Regions from separate parts of the Mus musculus genome. Here all the other regions are linked to region 3. The links are chromatin loops, found by intact Hi-C in ENCODE. Cell type or tissue: heart. All regions are shown on one strand.

Region 1 (8,000 bases), 170 kb before region 3:
CAGTCTCTCCCTCCCCAGCTCTGGGATGGATCCACACTGCATCTGCACCCCCACACCTGGTTTTACGTTGGGCTCTGGTCCTCATGCTTGCACGGCAACTGTGTACCAACCGAGTTAGCACCCCAACCCTCGAGTTATTAGAGACTTTCCTTCTCTTAGGCTGTATTAATAGACTTCCGGAACAAATGTCAGCAAGTAGAGGAATGGAAGGAGACCAAATGAAAGATGGTAATTTTTTTATTTTCTGAAGAGGATAAAGAAAAAAGTAAATTTGGAAACGTCAAATAACGTTCCTTATTCTTTCCAGACTCTGGTTTCTAAAAGTGCGGTTCCTTTAGATTCCCAGGCCTGCCCTGTTCTTTCGGCATTTGTCAATGACGTGAGGCGTGCTTTGAGTGAAGGCATCTTCCTTCCCCTGCACTGTTCATTTCTGTTTCAATGGCTTGCCTCGGTACTTTTCTTTAATTAATACTGTTTATGCTCCGCTGATGAATAATTCACAGTCATACAAGCAACAGATGTCAGAGGATTCAAAATGATTTTCTCTGAATTATTTATTATTTCCAAAAAAGTAACAGGTTTGTTGAGCAAGTAATTGGCAATACAGCTGTAGATCAAGGTTTGTCCGTAGGTAACAAGGTCTCCCACGTGTTGAAGTTTGTGCCTCTTAATAGCCAGGGCTGCACTGTGGGGTGCTAGCTTGATGCCACGGCTCAGGGAGTCCATTATCTGTCCCCTCGCTGACAAGCTGGGCCCTGGTTTGGTTTCCAGGTTAGTCTGTGGCTGTTGAAAAAAAAGGAAATTCATCTCGAGACAGCTAATGAATGCAACCTTGCAGGTGCTTCTCAGACAGAGACCTCACATCCCCCACGGAAACAAGTGACATCTTTGTTTGCAGGAATATATTAAGCATAGAGACTCTTGCCAGGTGTGATGGTATATGCTTGTGATCCCTGAACTTCAGAGGTAGAAAGGCAAAGCCGGGCAGTGGTGGCGCACACCTTTAGCCCCAGCACCGGGGAGGCAGAGGCAGGTGGATCTCTGAGTCCGAGACTAGCCTGGTCTACAGAGTGAGTTCCAGAACAGCCTGGGCTACACAGAGAGACACAAGGTTGAAGCAAGAGGATAAGATCTAGGATAACCTTGGTTACATATTGAGTTTAAGGGACTGTTTAGGCTAATAGGATTCTGTTTCCAAAAACAAAACAAAACACAACCCAGCGACATCAAAGGGGCAGCAGACTGGAGATGTGGAAACAGAAGAAGAAGCACAGTATCTGGGATGTACAAAAACATACTTGTAAGACTATTCTCTGCAGTTCCTTGGATGGTTGGCTATTACATTTATTTATCGTGTGTGTGTGTGTGTGTGTGTGTGTGTGTGTGTGTGTGCACGCAGAGGTCAGAAGAAAATGCAAAGGAACGAGTTCTTCCCTTTAGCCATGCAGGACCCATGAATTCAACTCTGGCCATCACAGTGAATGGCAGGCTCCCTGAGCCATCTCACTGACACTGTGAGTGAATTTTAAAACATGATTTATTTATCTTATGCACATTTGTGTTCTGCCTACATGTATGTCTGTGTGAAAGTATCAGATCCCCTGAAACTGGAATTACAAATAGCTGTTAGCTGCCATGTGGGTGCTGGGAATTGAAACTGGGTCCTTTGGGAGAGCAGCCAGTGCTCTTAACTGCTGAGGCATCCCTCCAGCCCACTCTATGAATCAATTTTAAAAAGATAAAACCAAACCAAACCAAAACCAACAAACTGAAACAACAAAACAAAAAACAAGCAACCAGACAAACAAATCTCCCAAAATACAGACTCATCAATAACAACAAAATACCAACTTTAAAATCTAACAGTAAAAAATGGGTTATACCAATTCTGGTGAAATATTATATAGTCATTAAAAAGATATGCCGATTTATTTTTTTATTTGAAAAACTATTAGCAAATTAAATAGAAGGTAGTATTAAATGAGAAAAATAATTAAGACATTATGGTTTTATTTCTGCAGATAATATGTTCTGGGGTTGTTGCTGTTTTTGCATAGCAACAATTCTAGAAAGAATTTCTCTAAAACATTAATAATGGCTGGCTAGGAAGAGGAAGACCCAGAGTGATTTTTTTTCCTCTCTGCTTTATATAGTTTTAGTATCTTCATGATAAATACAGGTTTTCAGTCATCATAAAAGGTCAAGGTGCTAAAACAAGACATTCAATTATGTCATTTAAAGAAGGGAACGCCTGCACTTGAACGTGTATTCTAGAAGGGCAGATTCTCTTTTGCCTGTGACCTCTCCATTCCCCAAGGTCTTGTCACCTTCTAAATGGCCAGTGCTGAGCTAAACGGCCCAGACTGTCACTAGGAGCAGTGGGTGTGGGGGGTGCAGCTTCCCACCTCATGGCCCTGTTTCTACAGTAGCCCGAATCACTCCAGATCTTGTCCCTTGTCTGTGCTCCGATGTCATCTGTGAGGGAGTCAATGGTCTCTCTCTCTCTGACCAGCTACAGTGCTGTCCTGCCGAAGGAAGAGGAAATGAATTCTTCTGTGCAGCCTGCAGTCCCTGCTAAATATATCACCTGTGTAATAAGACAGGGGCTGAAGAAATTAACGGAAGTAAAGTTATAGATTAGGTGTCTTCAGCGGGCACATCCTTTGGGAATTAAACAGACAGGAGGGGGACGAGATTTGTTTTCCTGGGGGTGACAATCTGGCTGAGAAATGAGACTGGCAGAAGAATTCAAAATAGTATATGCGACGTACCAGAAGAATGCCCTAAGAAGTGCAGGGCGGAGCTTTGGCCAGGGTCACGAGGTGAGCGGAGTTTAGGCCGGGGTCACGAGGTGGGCTTAGAGGAGTTGACAAACTTGCTATTTTGCTTCAGAGAGCTGCCTGGGGTGCTGGCACTTACATAAGAAATAAATTTATTTGTGCTTTGTGACATTTCAAGGCTAGCGTGACCTTGTACACCACAGGGGAATAGAATTATATTTGTCTATTGACCAAAAAAAAAAAAAAAAAATCACCGTACGTCTCTGAGGGAGCTTTATTTACCTGTAAGTCTCTGTTAAATATGTAGCGACTTTTCACATAAAATGTCTTGGAAGAGGAGCTGTCATCATCATGTGAAAACTATCTCTTAAGAAAATTATTCATGAAGCCAGGTGTTGGTGGTGTATCCCTTTAATTCCAACATTCTGGAAGCAGAGGCAGGCAGAACTCTGAGTTCAAGGCCAGCCTGGTCTTCAGAGCAAGTTTTTAGGACAGCCATGGGCTAAAGAAACTCTGTCTCAAAAAGCAAAACAGCACCAAAAATTATTCCTCTGTGTGTGTGTGTTCGTGAGTTCTCTGTGTGTGTGTGTGTGTTCGTGAGTTTGCAAATGTGCGTGCACGTGTATACCACACGTGTGCATTGCCCACCAAGGCTAGAGGGGGAAGTCTGATTTCCCCTGGAGCTACAGGCTGTGTGAACCATCCAGCATGGTGCTAAGAACAGTAAATGCTCTTAAGCTCTGTCCCATCTCCTCAGCCCCCCAAACCATCTTTTAAATGAAAAACTTTTCAGCTCTTACTTATGGCTCTGAGGTATTGAATATGGTTATCTCACACAGATTATTTCTAAGGTACATCTAGGAGAATTGTTCCTTTGATAGAAGATGATGATGGTGGTGGTGGTGGTCATGATGGTAGTGATAGTCATGATGGTGATGGTTTTGATGGTGGCGACATTGGTGAGGATGGTGATGATGTTGATGGTGTTGATGGTGCTGGTGGTGATTTAAAATAGTCTAGGATTCATTTTGTCTGTGCATGCAGTTGCAGTTGTCCCAGGGGATGAGAAAAGGAAACTGGATCCCCTGAGGCTAGAGTTACAGGTAGTTGTGAGCTTCCCAACTTGGATGCTAGGAACAGAAGCTAAGTGGTTAAAGGCATGGCTTTGGAGGACCTACCCAGATTTCATTCCTAACACTCACATGGCAGCTCACAACTGCCTGTAACTCCAGTTCCAGGGGATCTGACGCCCTCTTCTGGCTTTTGCAGGTACTGCACAAATGCAGCGTACATAACATTCATTCAAGGATCCTTATTTTAAAAATTCGGCTTTATGCACAGAGCTTTCCGAAGCCTAATGAGCTTCTATTTATAATTCTAGCCCATAAGTGATCTCTTACAACACAGTGGACACACCTGCTTCGGATGGGGTTTTCCTCATGTGTCATGCAGTGAAATAAGATATTTGAAGAGAAACAGAAAAAACAAATCCCCAAACAACAAAAAACTAAAGCCAAAACCACTCACTGTTTTCGTAGTCTTTTTTGGGGGGCAAAGGTTGCCTAAGAATAATTGGGGCTTCTTATGCACCTGGGGGCTCACAACTGCCTGTAATTCTAGCTCTGGGGCTTCAGACAGCTCTTGTCTCCACACACATGCAGAGGCACTCACACAGACACGTAAATATAATTTAGAAATAATAAAATAATCTTTAAAAAGTGATATTACAAATGAGGCCTACATTTGAAAAATACTGTGTTGCCTTTAACACTCTGAAAGTAAAGATTTTTACAGCTGGGAAGACCTTTAAAAACCATCTAATTGTCTGGTTTTACAGATGAGAATCTGAGCTATGTTAAGGGTCAAGTCTTACTGTAGGCCGGGTGGCCTGTTCTCTGTTCTCCTGGCTCCAGATTCCTGGATGTCTAATGCAGTCACTCTGCCTGTTACCCAGTTTGCTCTCACTGCTGGTAGGAATCTCAGGTAGAATTTTATTGTTCCCTCCCTTCCTCCCTCCTTCTTTCTTTTTTAAGACTGTAGAGTCTCTGGCTTGTCGCATTGGACTGTGTTGGGGAGTGAGCTAGAGGACCTGTTGCATTCTCTGCATGTTCTGCAGGTTGCAGGATGTTTCAGGAAGGACAAGGAATGTGTTTTGATTTGTATGAATAAGAAGCCCATTTGGGACAGAAGTCAGACTAGCGGCCAACTTTGTCAGGGTGTTTCACAGCCAAAGCCTGTGTAGAAAAAAATCCTTCCCTCTGTCCACCCCAGTTCAGAACAGGGAGGGTCGGAATCACAGTGATGACAGCAACAACATTTCTTTCTCATCATGAGAGCGCCCCAAAGCAGTGTTACCTTTTGGAATACGATTCTCCTGAGGATGAGGGTGGGGCCGGCTCGTGGAAGGGTGACACCAGTTCAGTTCTTAGAATATTCTTAGAAAAATACTTGTGACCTATATAGGCTTATTGATTTCCCAGACCGAGAAAATCCATCTGGCTGTCTATCCATCCATCATCTACTGACCCTCCTGGGAGCCACCAGGGAGCGCTCCCTGCAGGGCTGTCAGCACATACTTGTGCCTTTGTGCCCAGGGCATTTGGCTTCACACTGTGGGTCTTTTCTGGTTGTTTCTCTCTCTCTCTCTCTCTCTCTCTCTCTCTCTCTCTCTCTCTCTCTCTCGACAGGGTTTCTCTGTATATTCCTGGCTGTCCTGGAACTCACTTTGTAGACCAGGCTGTCCTCGAACTCAGAAATCCACCTGCCTCTGCCTCCCAAGTGCTGGGATTAAAGGCGTGCGCCACCACCGCCCGGCTGTTTTTAGAATTTTGTGTATGAGAAAACTATATTTCTCTCATTTCTCCCCTTCCTGCTCTCACCTCTAATGGCTCTGGTGTCCTCTCTACCCCTTCTCAAATTTATATCCCTTCTTCATCATTATTATTGTCCCATATATGTATGTATATATGCACATATGCATGTATCTATATGTGTGTATGTACATATATATACCCTACTGAGTCCAATTTATTAACCATCTGATCTGTATGAGTGTGTGGTACATGTGCTACACGTTTGTGCCCATGGGTGTGGTGCATACATACATATACCGTATTGAGTCCAGTTTATTAACCATCTGATTTGTATGCATGTGTGTCCATGGGTATGGAAGTCAGAGGCATCTTCTTTGGTCCCTCTCCACCTTATTTTCTGAGTCAAGGTCTCTCACTGAACCAGAGCCCCCTGCCAGTCAGACTGGCTGGCCAATGAGCTCTCTGGACCTTCCTGTGTCTCTCTGTCCCCCCAGGACTAGGATAACACGCGGCCACATCTGTACCTAGCTTTTTTTTTTTTTTTTTTTTCCTGTGACTGCCAGGGATCAAATTCAGGTTACACAGCAGGCCCTTTGCTGGCTGTGCCCTCTCTCCAGTCCCTCTGCCATCCCTTTTTCTTTTCCATGCGATGAGCGTTAACGCTCCTCTCAGAGACTTGTTGTTTCTGCTCAGCTTTGCCTAATTAGATTTCTCTGAAGCCTGAGGTCATTTATAGGCATTTTTTCCACATTAAAACCATGAGCCTCTGTTGAGATGTTTTGTGGTTCTAAATTGGGACCATCCTGCCTTGTCATCAAATCATTCATCCTTACTTCAGTCAGTGCGTGCGCGGGTCTGATCCTCCGGGGGGCTCTGTCGTTGTTCATTTACATCTGACCTCGTTCTGGGGAATATTTAAGGCTGAGGAGCTAATTTAGGACGTGCTGGCTCTTACTCTACCAATTAGTCTGGACCGGCGGAGGGGGACACACAAAATGGCAAGGTCTAGGGAAATAAGAGGGAAGGCAGTGTCTCATGTAGCCCAGGATGGACCTTCCCTACGTAGCCGAGGATGGCCCTGAACGTCACCTTCAGAGTGCTAGAATTGTAGGCATGTACCGCCAGACTGGCTTTATGTAGTGCTAGGGATTGAACCTAGGGCATCATCGTACATGCTAGGCAAGCAACCTGCTGAATAGCCTCAGTGTCAAGACTACCGGGGTTCATTTTATTTTGACCCTTGGACCTTGTGTCAAAAAAAGATGGTTACGTCTAGGAGTCTTACCTTAAGAAAAGGGTGATAGGGAACTCAGGCCAGATGAGTCCTGATGGGGAGAGTCAGAGGCAGGACTTGAACCCAGGCTGTTAGCCACAAGCGCCTCCATCTAACCACGTGGCTACAGCACCTCATCGCGTGTCTGTGTGCGTCCGTCTCCTAGCGCACCACCCCAACAAAAGGAAACAACCCCAGGAGCTTTCCCCGGGACCACAGTGGGAATTGCGTGGAGCGGGTGGAACACGCAGAAGCTCCCATCGCCCCTGGGTTTGGGGGTGTGTGTGTGGTTTTTTTTGGTTTTGTTTTGTTTTTGCGTCTTTGTATCCCCCAGGCAGTGAGCTGGATTCCAGAGCCTGGGAGTCCCTCAGAAGCTGGGAGAAGAAACAACTTGCAGAGGCAGTGTCGGGAGCGAGGGACATCGGAGAGAGGGGGAAATTATTAAAGATGACTCTGAAGATGTCAAGAGTAAAAAGAATCGCAGTGTGTGCGCCCCGGCCTGAGGATGGCATCTCTGGGGCAGCTTAAGTTCTTTAGTCTGCCGTGTGGATTAAAGGACTGTGGGATTTAATAACGTGTGCCTTAAAGAACGGCCCTGTGAGTAAGTGTTCCCCTGTCGCAAAGATGTGACTGCTCTAATTGAATTTAGAAGCAGTATTAAAATTGTTCTTTTGGTGATGTTTCCGAGGTGCACAAAATAAAGCATCCAAAGTCGCCATTGATTAAACGGGAGCTTTACCATGTGAGCGTTGTAAAGCACTAAATTCTGCCGCCAGCAGGTTTTATCGCGGTTCTTGCGAAACAAAGTAAGAAAATTCTCCCTTTACATAATTTACGGTCACGCTGCTGTTTAAATGTGCCCAAAAACGTTCTTCAGAATCTTGGCAGTGTTTTAGAATATAGTATATTATCTTAGTATATATATATATCAGTATGTATTGATGGTGCTTATTGTGTGAGCCGAACTCGCTCTTATGGACGAAGGGAAGAGTCTGATACCCTCATGGTGCTCCGTGTGCTTGCATTAACAGGCTGCCTTGCTTGTTCGTCCTCCTTTTCAATCTGGTCTGCCTCTAGTTTCACTGAGCTTCTGTCTCCCACAGAATCCTAAGGAGGACAGGGCTGGTCTGAGAC
Region 2 (8,000 bases), 52 kb before region 3:
GCGATCCATTTAAAGATGATAGTAATAAAGCAACCAGGAGCAGGGTTGGGGGAATGTCGCTCCGTCCATAGAATGTTTGCCCAACATAAATGAAGCCCTGGGTCCATCCCACGTTCTGCATAAACTAGGTGTGGTGGTATCCATGGATAATCCCAGCATCCACATGGGAGGAGGAGAGTTGAAGTTTAGGACTATCCACTACTACACAATAAGTTTAAGGCTAGCCTGGGCTACATGAGATTTGGGGTGAATGGGGGAGAAAGAAAAGAGAGAGAGGAGAAAAACAAAAACCCTTAAAATCAGAATGGATGTAGATCTGATCACACAACAAAACAGTTTGCCTTTTGTCTTTAATTCATGTATGCCCTTTGGATGGTCTAACCTCTTAAACAGTGCTTCTGTTCTGGGCTGATGAGGTAACTCACGGGTATCCTTACCTCAGTTTGATCCTCAGCCCCATAGTGTGGAGGGGGAGGGGCGTGCATCCCGCCTCTCCATTTGGACAATCAGGGCCCTAGTAAAGGCCTTAATCCTTTTCAGAGGAGTCTCTCAATCCACCTCTTCCCAAAGAGCGGTAAGGAGTCCGGCACACGACAGGTCTGACAATCTCACATCAGAGGAATTCAAGTCATCCCTCGGACTGTGGTCCCTTGCTCCTGGGACATGACTCTCAAACTACTGTCTCCATTCACAAGATTCAGCCTTAAAAATCAATTTGAAGTTATTTCCTCCCCACCCCTGCCAATCCCCAGTATTCATAAATAATGAACTTCATTGGGAAAGCTTGGTCTAAATTCTACTTTTTTTCTCACGTCAATTTTTTTCCCAAACTTTGACATCTGCTACTACTTGTTGGCTGGATCACAAGATGTCACCTGCTAGCAGACAAAAAAAGATTCAACTACCAACAAACATGCTAATTTAAAACTCAGGGTCTGAATGCAGAATTTGGGCCTACGAGATGGCTCAGCAGAAGGAAAAGGTCCTTGCTGCCAGGTCTGATGACCTGAGTTCAATCCCCAAAGCCTATCTAGTAGAAGGAGCAAGCCAATCTCTAAAGGTTATTCTCTGACCTCCACACAAATGTCCTTGACAGGTGCACGTGCACAAACTGTAAATAAATAAATAAATAAATACCCTTGGTTCAGAGAATAAAACATACAACAGGTCAGTTCAACAATAGCTAGCTCTCTCTCTCTCTCTCTCTCTCTCTCTCTCTATCTGTCTATCTATCTATATATATATATACAATTTATCTTTTTTTCATCTGTTGTTGTTGTTGTTATTGTTGTTGAGACAAGGTCCATGAGGGACTGATCAAGTGTCAGTGGTGGTGCTCAACTTTAATCCCAGTACCAGGGAGGCAGAAGCAAGCAGATCTCTTAGTTTGAGGCCAGCCTGGTCTACAGAGTGAGTTCCAGGACAGACAGGACTACACAGAGAAACCCTGTCTTGAAAAACCCCCAAAAAATAAAAATGAAAGAAAAGTCTGAGGCACTGAAGGATGCAGAGATGGCTGAGGCCTGAGTTTCTAGCACCCCTAATAGTATTGGGGTACTTAATGGAACTTTAGTGATGACTGCTAATTAGTGGGACCCATTTTCAGACTTGCAGAATTCAGCAGAATGAAAGGTATGTTGTCACCTGTTGAGCATATCTCGTCCCCATGTTCAGAAGACAGCTGTCCAAACCTGTCACTGAAACATTTACCCTGGTTACACGGGTTAGGAGACCACCGTTCTTCACAAGGAAATCAGAACGGGCAAGCTCCGACTGTGGCTCAGTGGTCCTGAGGTTAGCCAGGGTGTGTGAGGCCCAATCTGCAGTGCCATTTTTGAAAAACTAATAAGCACAGAAGGGCTTGAGAAAGCTTCTTACCAGTTAAGAATATCTACCGCTCTTCTAGAGTGCCCAGGTTTGGTTTCCAGCACCCACATCAGGTGTCTTACAACTACTTGTAATTCCAGTTCCAGGGTATCTGATGCCCTCTGCTGGCCACTGTGGGCATTGAACTCATGTGCTCACAAACACATAACCAAAATTAAAACCTTCCTACAAATTGTTTTAAATTAAAGTAAAATTAAAAATCTCAATGAAGCCGTCGCATCTTGACCTTATTCCCAAAACTTAAGAATCAATAGATTCTTTTTCAACCTCTCTTGGAGTGCTAGTGATATGTGACCTCCAAATTTAGCGAAAGTAACACCAGCCAAGACAAAAACCACCGAGTAGAGGCAATGTCTCCTTCCCAATTCCATCAATTAGTGCCTATGGGAGCGCAAGGATTCAGTTATAACCAAATGTCACCCCAATTCATGATTACATAATGTTCTTTTACTAAAATGCCTCCTAAGAGTCACTGTGATCTTGAGAGATGCCAGGCAGATCTGAAGTGGGAGGGGTCTCAGGGCAAAGGAGGAACAGGAGCCAGGACATAGAGGCTGAAACAGAGAGCACAGTATGGGGAGGAGGCGAGAGACTCTGAGAAGCAAGGAGAACCTGGGCAGAACTGGGAGGAGGGTGAGAAAGACTTTGAGGACCTGGAATTTGATGGGTGGAGGCAGGCACTCCTGGTCTGTAATCTTGAGTCTGGTGGGGGCTGCAAAGCTCCTTCACATCTGTGATCCCCAGGTCTTGACAGCATAGAGGACACTGCCAGACACTGGAATGGCTGGAAGGACTTCCTAGGGTCCCCTGTCTTCTAATACATGGGTTCAGAATTAGAACCAGATATTTTCATTCCTGGGCTCTAATCTTTCTACCATAAGTTGATATGTTCCAGTGGCACTGAAAAAACTGGCTTAGTGTATTGGGAAGAAAATTAATGGGCAAGTGGGTGGATGGATGGATGGATAGATGGATGGGTGGATGGATAAGTAGATGGATGGATGGGTGGTTGGATGGATGGATGAGTAGATGGATGGATGGGTGGGTGGGTGGATGGATGGATGGATGGATGGATGAGCATGGATATCAGGAAGAGGAGGCCCATGATTGTCATATCAGAAATTAGAGGACCTGTCATGGAGATGGATGGTGAGATAGAGATGCTATGGAATACATACAGCTTAGTGCCTAGCATGCTGGGAGAAGGAGAAGTATAGCTCATGAGATAACACCCAGGTTTCCCACCTTGGATAATTGAAAGACGGCAGAGAGATCCAGGCTTAAATCTTAGAGGATTCGGGGTAGGGGACATGACGTGGTGAATGTAGATCTAAATATATTCATTTCAGCCCATCCAGAGATGGGCATGGGCATAGATCTGGGCTTCAGGAAAAGTGTCTGAGGCACCCAAAAGGCTTACTGTGTCATTAGCAATCACACATTAATGTTGTTATAGATGTTCACTGTAGTAGTGTGAGCATGCAGAATTATCATAGGATTGGAATCAATGGTGGGACACTTGCCTAGCATTTATGGGGCCCCAAGTTTTATCCCAGCATCAGAAAGGAAGGGGGGAGAGAGGGAAGTGGGGGAGAGAGAGAGAGAGAGAGAGAGAGAGAGAGAGAGAGAGAGGACACTACACTACTTTTTCTTAAAAACAAGATTTTTCTAGTCCACTGGAAAGAGAAGCAGGGTGGGTCCGGCACTTAAAGATGACGTTCCATCCAAATGCTAATTGCAAGAGTGGACTGGGAGAGTCAGTGAGGCAGTGGGTGGTGCCTCCCCTCTGAGGAAAACCAATAGGAACAGATCCAGCCGCGAGCCTCCAGACTCACCATATCATGCCCTTGGCCTGAGCCCCAGCCACAAGCTGGACCAAGCCTATTTTCCCTTGTCTTGGTTGGAGAGCTTTATTTATTTGTTTGTTTGTTTAATTATTTATTTATTTATTATATGTAAGTACACTGTAGCTGTCTTATTTATTTATTTATTTATTTATTATATGTAAGTACACTGTAGCTGTCTTCAGACACTGGAGTCAGATCTCATTACAAATGGTTGTGAGCCACCATGTGGTTTCTGGGACTTGAACTCAGGACCTTAGGAAGAGCAGTCGGTGCTCTTAACCACTGAGCCATCTCACCAGCCCTGGGGAGCTCTTTTAAGAGGCTTCTACAACTGTCTCTGGTGGGGGCAAAAGAAGCTCTGCCAGGGTTCTGTGCATGGTTCTCGACTTTGTCTCTCAGGGAGTTTACAACCCATCCACACAGAAGAGGGAAAAAAATCAAACAAAACACAAACTACCAGGAAAATGTATAACCGTCTGTTCCTTGGTTGTTTTTTCCTGACAGTAGATGCAATCTCTTAGGAGTCTTAAGCGGTTTTGGGCGGGTGCCCGATGCATTGTTTTGCCCGGAGAGGCTTGGTAGGAATGAGCTGGATGGAGACGCAGGCCCTGAAGCACCTCACGATAGTCATTCGGTGGATGGCAGAAGGGAAACTCTCTAGCCTCCAGCGAGCCAGGCTGCAGACCTCCTCCCTTTGCCCACTTATACATGGCGACCCCAGCCAGGTCCCGGCAAGCCTTCTCCCCCACCCCACCCCCACCCTGTCCCCGTACTTTATTCTCTTCCCTCAAGGCTGAGTTAGTCAAAAAGCTCATACGCCTAATTATTCTGCGGCAGAAACTCTGCCTCTGTGCAAAGCACTCATTGTGTGAGCTCAAAAAAAAAAAAAAAAAAAGTTGAAGGACTCAGGAGACCAAAGTCACCTCCAGGAGAGACACCAAACCGCGAGGCTGGTGAAGGCCAGGCAAATGTGGGCCTGGCAGCAGTTTCAGGTTCGATATCAATTTGTCAACTTGAGAGAAAAACCAGCCGTTCCCGCTCCCAGAGACCACCTTGTGAACTGAAATAAGAAAGAACTGGGAGAAATTGGAGCTATTTTAAGCTCAGCTTCTGAGATTTATTTTTGGACCCATTATTGATCTTACTGCGGGGAAACCATACAGCCGTCCCTGCGCCAATATCCACACCTGCCCGCGGGAGGTGCCCGCCCCATCTCCTGGGCCCCTCTGTGTCCAAAGGAGGCCGTGGCTCACCCAGGGAGAGGCCTCGCTCCTGGGCTGCCATCTGCATCAAAATTAGAACAAGTTCTGAATGGAACCTTGTTACAGCCGCCCTTGGAACCTAAACTTACAAGTATGTTTTTTGGGTTTTTGGGGTGCTTTTTTCCCCCTACCTTTGAAAACGTTTTTAGTTAATGAACCCAGCTGTAGCGTTTGCGACCCTGCTGTACTGAATGTCTCTGCCTCACCCATAATTAGTTGTCATGGCCTGGAGCACCTGATTAGGATGTTGGCAGTGGTGTTGCTACACACACACACACACACACACACACACACACACACACACACACACACACCCCACACACACACCCTACTCCCATTCCCCATCCCCCAAAACAGTCTTTTCCACATTGGTCGCTGTATTGATTCTTCACCACATAGCCTCACTCACAGGAGTCTGGGGATCCCCAGGTCACCTGGGGGTGGGGGACCTTGAGGCATGGCTTGAAATAGTTAACTACCCTCCTCCTATCTTGCACAAGTCCCTTTAAGGCTTGAACACAGGATTCGAAGTGTTGCTTCCCTCAAAGGTATCGATCGAGGCTGCCCCTGCCTTATCACTTTACCCAGCATCCTTTGCTCTTTGGTCTTCTTGTCCCCATTCTACCCGGGCTTCACTGGTGAGCTTTGTGTTGAACCTCACTGACCTCAGTCAGAGCCATGACCCTGAGTTATTCCCGCCTCTCCATCTCTCATGCGAATTGTGTTCCCCAGGCCTCTGTTTGTCATTATAAAAATCTGTGACCTTTGAGGTAGGCAGAGAGTGGAAAGCACCCGTGTACCTTGGGGCCTCCCAGAAGGTCACGTTTGGTCACTGAGAACAAAGCCACATGTTCAGGGTGGTGAGCATCGTCATGGCCTGGATAATGAAGGAAAGGATCTTGTGAGTGGAGGATTGTGGGAGTTTCCTAGCCTGCCATACAAATGTCTCCAGTCAGGAGGCAGCACACAATACAAGTGTTCTGACCTCACTATGCTAGAGGTCGGAGGTTGACCTCAAGGTGTTCATGGTACCATGGTCCTCCAAAGGCCCTCTCAAGCATCCTTCTTCACCTCTCTCCAGCATCTAATGGCACCAGACATTTCTTGGCTTGTGGCTCCATCACTCCAGTCTCCGTACCAACCGCTCATTACTGTCATTGTATCTGCATCCCTTCTTATAGGGATGCCCAGCATCAGATTTCAGGACCATCTTCTACCTGGAATTCCATCCTAAGATCTTTAACTAATTACTGTATGACTGTACTGAAAGTTCCTGTGTGCAAGTAAGGTCTTTCCCGAGCTTCCTGATAGATGTGAGTTAAGGAGGGAGCCTACAGTTCAGGAAGCAGACTCCTGTTTTTCAACTTTGTTTGGAAACTGGTGTTCCTGCAAAAACCTGTCCACAGACACTTTCAGTTCACAACTCTCTCTTGAAATGGATGAACATCGCTCGCACGATGGGAAACAGTTTAGTGCTAGGAAGGCGTGAACTTTGAGAGCCGGGACCACAGAGAAGGGTCAGGAGGAGGCGGTGCTAAGTCTGTCTCCAACGTTCTCAGAGGTTCCGTTCCCTGTCTGAGGCTTCTGTCTTCCGTGGAGTGCTAAGAGCCACACATGGGGTTCTTGCCAGTGGTAGGCAATCACGGTACCAAGTTCCTGTCTGAGACTCTTACAGAGCCCAAACAAGATGTGTCTGTGGTTTCCAGAGCCGGAGTGGACCGAGGATATGCTGTGAGTCTGTCTGAGAGTGATGGGTCAATTCTACATTTTAACTGTTGTGGAGATGACAAGACCCCCATCTAATCATGCTTGAAATACATGTACACACACACCCCAACCCTGGAAAAATACCACTGTAAAACTCAGGGCTGGAGAACTGACTCAGTAACTCATAATTCAGAGGACCAGAGAATTCCCACAACCCATGTCAGGCTGCCTTCTTCCAGCCTCCAAGGGCATTTGCCTCACATGCACACACCCACAGACAGACACATATGCCTGTGATTTTTAAAATTATTCAAAACAAATCTCTGAAACGGTTATCTGGAACAAAAATAAATAAATACAAAACAAAGGCTACGATAGTCTACTAGAAATGTGGGACTGTCGTTTGTGTTTATAAACAACAAGATGGTACTGGATCTTCTATATACAGTTGGCTTGTTGTTGTTTGCCTAGTCTTTTTGGTTTGGTTTCTTTTGTTTGAGACAAGATCTCCTGTCACCCAGGCTGGCCTCAAACTCCTTAAGTAGCAGAGAATGACCTGGAACTTCCGATCTTCCTGACTGTAGCTCCCAGTGCGGGGATCACAGACCATGGTGCCGGGTTTTTGGAGCTGAAACTTGGGAATTCATGCACACTAGCCAATTTCTAAATGTTTATTTGTCCTGCGCTCAACAAACCAAAGGGCTAAGACACCTATATGCTTTTGGATGCCTGCTAATCTCTTATCTCTTCCTCATGCTTGGAGAGAGAGAGAGAGAGAGAGAGAGAGAGAGAGAGACAGACAGACAGACAGACAGACAGAGAGAGACAGAGACAGAGAGAGAGAGACAGAGAGAGAGAGAGCCTCAGAAATACTTTTAGCGGCCAATTAAGGAAGAGAATAGCACTGGAAGGTGTATGGTCTCCTCCAGGGAAGGTTAGGCTCAGCATCTCCAGACTCCACTGTGAGACTGAGTGTACTCAAACTGATCCCCAGCCGTGGCAGTCACCTGTCATCCCCAGACTTAAGAGGCAGTATCTCGGGGAAGATCATGAATTCAGGGCCCAGCCTAAACTGTTAGGAGGACTCTGTCTTGGGGCAGGGAGGGGAATTAGTGTAAAGGGTTGTGATGTCATTCAGTGATAGAGCGCCTGCCTGCCTGGTCCTGGATTCCAGCAGCAGCTCCTGTGCCAAAGTTCTCCTAAGCTCCATCTCGCAGCCGATCTTGGCAGAGAGTTCTATTTTAGCTAGCTAAAAATGATACCGAAAATGGTTCTTTAGTGACTACTATCAGAGTCA
Region 3 (8,000 bases):
CTCACACACCCCCAGTGAATGCGCTGGGTCTGCCCTCCACAGCCTGTCTCCTACCATAGCAATGAAAGTGTGCTTGGTGTTGTCAAATCCACTAACTTAAAGATGCCCTAGTATCTCTCTGGAAAGTTTGACCTGAAGGTAAGTCTTAAACCCAAACCGCCCGGCCCCTCTGTTCCTGAGAGAGATCTTCTAACAAAGCTTTAGGAGGTCCCAGGCTACGCACAGCCCACTCGCTAACACTCTCGCCCACTTTCCAAGAATCACCCCTACGAGTTTGACCTCCACTCTTCTTTGCCCTCACTCCCTTCTTTGGCTGGTTTATCTAACTTTATGATTTTTACTCCATAAAGTTAGTCAGTCACCTGCTTTTTAATTAAAAAAAAACAAAACAAAACTTTGCTGAGCGACCTTCTTTCCCTAAAGTGTCCCCCGTTAAAGTTTGTATTTAATAACGGAAGTTGCCCACGTCTTGACTTTTTTCAGATATGACAATGGATGATGTTCGGGAATACGAGAAAAACATGCATGAACAAACCAACATAAAAGTTTGCAATCAGCACTCCTCCACTGTGGATGACATAGAGAGCCATGCACAGACCAGTGTATGTAGACTGTTCAAAGCGCGTTGCCCACCCTGTGGGAAACAGACATGGAAGCCCATCTGTTAGCCCGTGAAAATGCGGGGTCCCCAGCCTTCTGTGAAAACAGAACCTCTCCCAGAGACCGTGGGTAAAGGTGCCCCCCTCCCAAGTCTTCGAGTGGGCTGTGTCAGTCACCTGGGTCTTCCAGATCTTTCCACTCTTCAGTGGCTTCTCTTCATGGCTAACCCAGTCATAAAAAGAGAGTGGAAACATTTGGGGGTACCTGTCAGATGGCCTGCACTAATCACGAAGTAGCACAGGAGCCACAGTGGGTGTCAGAGGTGAAGTGGATCAAATGCGGGACTTTTCAAGGCGTAGTTGGCACTTGTACTCCTTGAAGGGCTTTGCTCTTCAGCTGTCATGGTCTCTGAGAGGCTTTTCTGGAACTCTTTTGGGCTGTTTTACTCAGTCAGTTCCTTTTGACTTAGGCTAATCTACAGAGTAAGCTACAGTCTGTGCACACACGCATTCCTAGTGGGGGCTGGTGGTGAACTGAGATTTAGGGGTGCTACATAGTAGATCTAGCCTGAGACTTACTTAGCAAAGGCCTTAGAAAGCCCAGGGTTGTTTGACAGCCTTGGGTTTACTGAAAGCTGACTATATGGTATATACCAGAAATGGAAGCCTGTATTTAAATACATAGTTATCTCTTGGTCAGTGATGCTAACAAAGAGGCCCTAGGGATAACAAAGGACTCGTCCCCAAGTTGGCACATAGGTCTCAGCCAGATCTCTTACATGTGATCTTTCTCGGAACAGGATGAATTCTTGTGTTTGCCATGCCCAGGCCCTAGGGTAATAGTATTTATTATAAGATACTGGGAAACTCAAGAATGCAGTTTTTACATGACTGCTACTTTTGTTTTTTTGGTTCTGTTTTGTTTTGCTTTTCTAAGAAGTGAGAATGCAGGGTCTAGAGACAGCTCAGCAGTTCAGAGCACCTGCCCTTGTAGGTACCCAAGTTCAGTTCCTAGCGCCCATATCTAGTGGCTCACCACTTTCTGGTCCGGGGTATCCAGTGCCCTCTACTGTCCTAAGTAGGCATTGATTGCATGCATGCACATGTGTATACACACACACACATATACATAAACAAATGATAAATCCATTTTTTAAAAAAGAAATGAGAGCATAATTACAGAACTTTGAGAGGTAACTGTTGTGACAAAGGCTCTAGAATCGGAAGACCTTCTGGTAATGTTTTGGAAATGTTTAATCACACACACACACACACACACACACACACAGAGCATGATTTGGACTGTACCTTGCCAGGCTAGTGCATGCCATTGGCCACTGGATGCATGTGACCGCCTGAAAGCGGACTGGCTCCGCCTTCCCCCTGTCGTGCACGCGGTGATTGGGGTTTGCAGGAAACCAGTTGAAGCAAGAGTTGCTGAAGGTTTGCCCCATTTTGATCGAATACCTCCCAACTCTCCTTTTTTCCTGTTCTAAAGATAGGAATGTTCTTTTAAGGAAACTGTTCCAGAACGTTCCTTGCTTTAGATTACCTTTTCTCCTAGGAATGTCAAACCCAAAGAAAGCTACAGGGGAGGGAAGAAGGGACAAGGGATGCCTGAAGGGCACTGAGCACCACTGTTTTCAGGATCTAAGGCAGACATGGTGGCTGAGAGCTGAGGCAGGAGAATTGCCTTGAGTTGGAGGCCAGCCTGATCTATAATATGGGCCAAGGGGGAGGTGGGGTAGGGACAGAGCTTACAGCTTAAAGCCTTTGCATGTGTTCTTTCCGTTTTAACTCATCATTAGCGTTAAACTGTGTAGAGAAAGATGATAACTCAGAATGCACCCCCACCTTTTTTCTGGCTGTAAGAAACCCATTGTCACCATGATTGAAGTATAATGGTTATCTTATAATATTGCCCTCTTTCTTTGGGATACCATGAGATCGTGGATCATGTGTTGTGTTGTGTTGTTGTTGTTGTTTGTTTGTTTGTTTTTTGCAATTGTACTTTTTTTTTCCATAATGAAAAAAAGATGGTTAAAGCTGAGAGGCTGTGTGTACCACAAGTAAGTAGTGTGTGGATAGGCCAGCAAGATGGCCTATCAGGGAAAGACCCTCATCATACAAGCTTAGAGACCTGAGTTTGATTGCCAGGGCCCAGGTAACTGTGGAAAGAGTGAATTGGCTCCACATGTACACAGACACACACCCTAAGAATTAAAAATATTTTTAAAATGTATAAATAGTAATAAAGCCACATAATGGGGCTAGGGATGTAGCAAAGTGCTTAACTATGCAGAACCCTGGGCTAGATCCCTAACACCATATAAACGGTGGCCGCTGTCACAATCCCGGCACTGGTGAAATAGAGGCAGGAAGATCAGAGATCCAAAGTTATCCTCACCTACATACTGAGTTAGAGGCCAGCCTGATCTACCCAAGAGCCTATCAAAGAAAAAGAAAAATAATTTTAGCACCTTCACGGGTGCTAAAATGAAATTTAAATGATCACCCTGAAAATGGATAAGTTAAGTCGGAAGTAAGCAAAATTAACTTCCGTTAGCACACTAAAGAAAGAAACTAAAGAAAGAAGCAGTCTCGCTTGGCAAGTGAGAGGTTTCAAAGAGAAGAGGAGACTCTGAGGGGTTTTGGTTTTGGTTTTTTGGTTTTTTGGTTTTTTGAGTTTTTTGGGTTTTTTTTTTTTTTTTTTTTTAATCTAAATTCTGTGCTGTGTCCTTTCTGCCCCCTGCTGGAAACATACAATATCACAACATTTCAGCAACTTGTTAACCAAGTCACTTTTTCAAATTGCTATCCATTTATTAAAGATATATCCTAGTTCACTAAAATTCTATGTCGAATTCCAAGCAAATGCTGCTTTAAAGAAATGAATCTCACTCATTCACTTAAAAGTGGTAAGTTAATAGGTACGAGTTTTCTTAAAACCATATAAATTTTATATTATGTCAACACAATTGTAATTTTTTTTTATCTCCTTTATAAAAACTCTTCCCTTTCAGGAAATTTTTTAAAATTTCATAGGGAAATGGTCACAGATTCAATTTAATGGGAAGTGGGGGTTTTTTGTTTTTGTTTTTGTTTTTTTGAGTCTGGCATTTGATAGTGCATGCCTTTAATCCCTACACATGGGAGTCAGAGACAGGTAGATCTGGGTTTTGCAGTCCCAGAGCCTGGTCTACGAAGTTACCGGACCTTGGGGCCACACAGAACACCCCCACATACACAAAAAGTGTTTGTTGTTTTCTTTGTCCAGATGTTATGAAACCCAGTGGTGTGACTTGGTGGTAGAGCCCCTGCCTGGCATACTCGGGGCCCTGGATTTGATCCCCAGCCCCACAAAGAACACCTAATGATTAACATAGGTTGTCAGTGTTCATGCCACATTCAACACTGCAAAGAGACCTGAACCACTGAGACCATGGCAGAGGGCCAGAAGAACTGAATGAGCCTGAGTAAGCCAACGTAGATACACACAACACACATGCATGCACACACATTCATACAGACACAGACACCACGTACATGACACACCTATGCATGCATACACACACACACACACACACAAATATTTTTAATGCATACTAACTAGGCTAATGAGATGGCTCACCAAGTAAAGGCAGCCACTGCTGCCGAGCCTGGCAACCTGAATTCAACCCAATGAACCCGATCCTCTCTCCCCCGAGACTCAGCCACCCACACCACACACAGCAAATAGATAGATAAAGTGTATTTCAGTCATTCCTTAATACTTACTAAGAGTCCTTTGAAAACTCTTGGGTTAATATCCAAAAAAAGAAATGTTCTTTTCCGGGATGTGTCTTAGTAACACAGATGTGGGGGGCAGGGGAGAAAAAAAAATGAGGGTCTAATATTTCAAAGACATGTCAAGTTTGTGATTGGGTAGGCATCAGCTTCATGGTAGTGTCCCCAGATTTAGCAATAAACCCATTTGCCCGTCCGAACAGTAACTATTCTTTTCTCCGCTTTTCCCTTTGAAGACATGACAATGGATGAAGTGCGAGAGTTCGAAAGAGCCACTCAGGAAGCCACCAACAAGAAGATTGGCGTTTTCCCACCGGCCATTTCTATCTCCAGCATCGCCCTACTGCCTTCCTCGGTGCGCAGCGCCCCCTCCAGCGCCCCATCCACCCCTCTCTCCACAGATGCGCCAGAATTTCTGTCCATTCCCAAAGACCGGCCCCGGAAAAAATCTGCTCCAGAGACGCTCACACTTCCAGATCCGGAGAAAAAAGCCACCCTGAATTTACCTGGCGTCTACACTTCCGAAAAGCCATGTCGGCCCAAATCAGAGTAACTCGGTCTGAACATCCCTTTGGGTCCTTTGTTTTCATTTGTGGCTTTTTTTTTTTTTTTTTTTAAAGAATTCTCTGGACGAGGAAAAGACTGCCTCCTTCACTCAGATGTGTTCTTGGATCTCAGACAATGCATGTGGTTAAATAATCTCACAGATAGCAAGAACCCCTACGTGTGCCACACAGCATCATAGTGAATGTGAAAAGTATGATTTAGGGAAAACAAAAAACAAAAAAAAAAAACAAAAAAACGAAAGGAAACAAAACAGGAGGGGCTGAGGACACCGCTCAGTGGGTAGAGCTGCTACAGCTACTGTGGAACCCGGGGTTCCATCCCAGCCATGGTAACCAGGCAGGAGGATCAGAAGTTCAGGGTCAACCTCAGCTACATACAGAGTTTGAGGCCAGCCTGAGTTATTTGAGACACTGTCTCAAGAACAATCAAACAAAACCCACAGAATCTTCTCTAGCTTTAGATGTGGACCAGGGAGGAAGCCTTGTTTTGGGGGCTTTGGTGAGTCTGATGTGGACCTCAATGGTAAAAGGGTAAATGGATGAGAAAACTTTTTTTTTTTTTTTTGGTAAGGTGTGGTAAATTAATGATGTCAGTTTCCTCCCATCAAACCTGAAATTCTCAACAACAACAAAAAAAAAAAAAAAGAAAAAAAAATACTCTCAGGTGTCACATGCCTAATTGTTCTCTTTTGGGACTGCTGACTACCAATACTTGAATTCCAGTTGTTATCAATATTCCTATTTTGATTTAGTCTGACTCAGGATTTGGAGCCTGATTAACTTCTTAAATTTTTGAAAATTTTAATAACCAACTTCTTGAGGCTCCAAGTGCAATTAATGATAATGTCTTTATACCTTTTCACAAAATTTAATAAAGCACCCATCTGTTTGCGTCTCTTCGCTTCCCCTTTTTGTGCCCTGGTGGCTTCTCAAATCTTGCCTGGATGACTTATGACCACAACTAATACAATGTGGAATATTCCGGAAACAGAGAGCCCCAGGTGAGACAGACATCTTCTCTTCAGGGACCTGCAAAGTTTGACTTGTGAGCTTCATCCATAACGATTCTCAGAAATTTCGACAAGCTAAGTAGAATTCATTGACAGTCTCCCACTTGAGGAAATTGAGGATAGACTAAGGGACCCGGGTTTAACTAGCCAGTGTCTGAACCACACAGAAGAGAAGCCACGCCTCCTGGTTTACTCTTAGGAACACCCAGATATTCCTGGAAATGGTTTGCCCATCACCAGGCTTTAGGAAGCACCACCATTCTCTTAGGCCTTCCTTATAATCTAAATATCGGGGGCCAGGGTGTAACTCGATTGTAGAGTTCTTGCCTAACATTCAGGAGGCCCTGGGACTGATCCATAACCCTGCAAAAAAGGAAATAATCCAGCTATTGCCTGTGTCCCTGGAATCCAGTAAATACAGGCAGGCGGGAGGAGTGGAATCGCAGGCTCCTATTTGTACAGAGGTGTGATCATAAATGTCCCTTTTTGTCTTGCTCTCATTGCTGAATGAAGGGGACATGTATGCCGACAGCTGGTGAGGTCAGTAGGTCATCAAAGTGGCAGAAAGAGAAATCTGTCACCCTTACACCTCACTGCCTTTAAACCCACAAGGAAGGGAAGCAGATAGAGCAATGCAGGTGGCTGGGGAGCTCCAGAGCCCATGTCCTAGCTGTCCCTTCCTGACTCGTGACCTTCAACCTCAGGAAAGGAAATGCCCCCCCCCCCCCCAATCCAGATCCCAAAGGAAGCAAAACAGACCAGGGAGTATATTCTCCTTCCCTGACACCTCCCAGCCGGTGGACCCTGCCTGCACCCTCTCTTCAGTCTCCACATTCTGCAACATCTCTGGGGTTCACGCCCTCTCCCATGGCCCAGATGCTGGCCCCTCAAGCCTAGCACCAAAGTGTTTAGAGTGTCTAGATCATTTCTTGTCTATAGATGGACATTGCGCCCCAGTACTCAAAGGAAAGCAATTACAAGTAGATTACCATAACAGCGCATCTTTTCCTTAAGGTGACAGTACCATAGTAGGGTACCCTTCTTTGCATGGTATGGAAGCATGAATCTTGCTTGTGGGAAAACCGTAATCTTTTCTCAAACCCTTTGAACTCCTCAGTGGTTCCCTCCCCCATGCAGCTGTACTCAGTGAGAATGTCTGGCTTTCAAAAGCAAAATTCCACTTTCAGAGGACGCGGAATTCGCGTCTGTACCTGCTTACCATTTGCAAGCTGATGCGGGCTGGGGTGGGCTCCTCGGTTTTCGTGTAGTACAAGTTGATTTTGCGCAGGTGGCTAGCCCATCTGGCACCTAGTTTTTCCAGTAACACCACGCCACTCTTCCTTTCTATAGCCGCTTCCATTGTCAAGGTCAACAATCTGGTTCACTTTCAAAAGGCTACGTTCTCATTCCCTTCCTGTGAGTTCTCTCTCCTTTGTAGTCAGCCCGGGACTTTTGACACCAACTGCAGCGCTAACCTATGATAATGTGATTCTTAACCAACGCCTATGTGTTCAGTTTTTCTGTCTACATGTGGTTTGCCTGTGTTACAAATAGGGAAGGGGTGGGATTCTGGATATATTTCATTAGCTGCTTTGAATATTTAATCCAGTCATCACAAAGCATAAATGACTTCGATATTTTCTGAACCTTGATTTCCAAGTGTCGTTTCGCTTTGTCCTTATGTGAATCTGCTATTGCGGGATCCAAGCATTTGAGGAATATGTATATAGAACATGAGTAATTCTTGTGAGGATGGAAACAAAATGGATGCATGACGGAAATTTAGGAAGAAAAAAAAAAAAGCAGAACTTGAATTGCTAAGCATGTTTGAGGGGGAAATAGAATCCTTAACTCAGTGCCTATGTCTGCCATGTGAAATCCTTCAGCTTTGTGCACCAAAACTGTATCATACCTGTACATATATATACATGTATAAAAGGCAGTATAGCAAGTCACACACCACCAGTCCTAAATCTCTGGTGGTCAAACTGAAATAGTTGCCCATAGGATAACACATATGTTTACCCCTCTTCATATCT

Evidence for each region. Peaks named below come from ENCODE experiments on the same cell type or tissue, not always from the same donor. Only the 100,000 strongest peaks of a DNase experiment are listed, where the experiment ranks them.
Region 1: it touches region 3 in a loop (3.0-fold over the local background); 9 of 42 quality-filtered maps call a loop at or near these places.
Region 2: it touches region 3 in a loop (3-fold over the local background); 4 of 42 quality-filtered maps call a loop at or near these places.

The regions. Positions count from the first base shown.
Region 1 is chr11:107,381,508-107,389,507 of GRCm38, reverse strand. The region is part of intron 1 of Pitpnc1 (phosphatidylinositol transfer protein, cytoplasmic 1); the gene reads left to right. Among named protein-coding and RNA genes, the nearest start is that of Gm11713, 25 kb to the left of the region's middle. In heart, CTCF peaks have their summits at 4,038 (motif pointing left) and 5,321 (motif pointing right); no DNase peak of the experiment used is centred here; H3K27ac peaks cover 194 bases.
Region 2 is chr11:107,261,706-107,269,705 of GRCm38, reverse strand. The region is part of intron 5 of Pitpnc1 (phosphatidylinositol transfer protein, cytoplasmic 1); the gene reads left to right. Among named protein-coding and RNA genes, the nearest start is that of Gm11716, 70 kb to the left of the region's middle. In heart, a CTCF peak has its summit at 1,986 (motif pointing left); a DNase peak (open chromatin) is centred at 4,285; H3K27ac peaks cover 899 bases.
Region 3 is chr11:107,209,280-107,217,279 of GRCm38, reverse strand. It overlaps Pitpnc1 (phosphatidylinositol transfer protein, cytoplasmic 1), which reads left to right. Exons shown (of 9, transcript NM_001359616.1): 9 at 4,622-8,000. The coding sequence ends at 4,938. Gm39425 (a long non-coding RNA gene) reads right to left here. Exons shown (of 3, transcript XR_880257.3): 3 at 6,891-8,000. Among named protein-coding and RNA genes, the nearest start is that of Nol11, 24 kb to the right of the region's middle. In heart, CTCF peaks have their summits at 1,695 (motif pointing left) and 3,359 (motif pointing left); no DNase peak of the experiment used is centred here.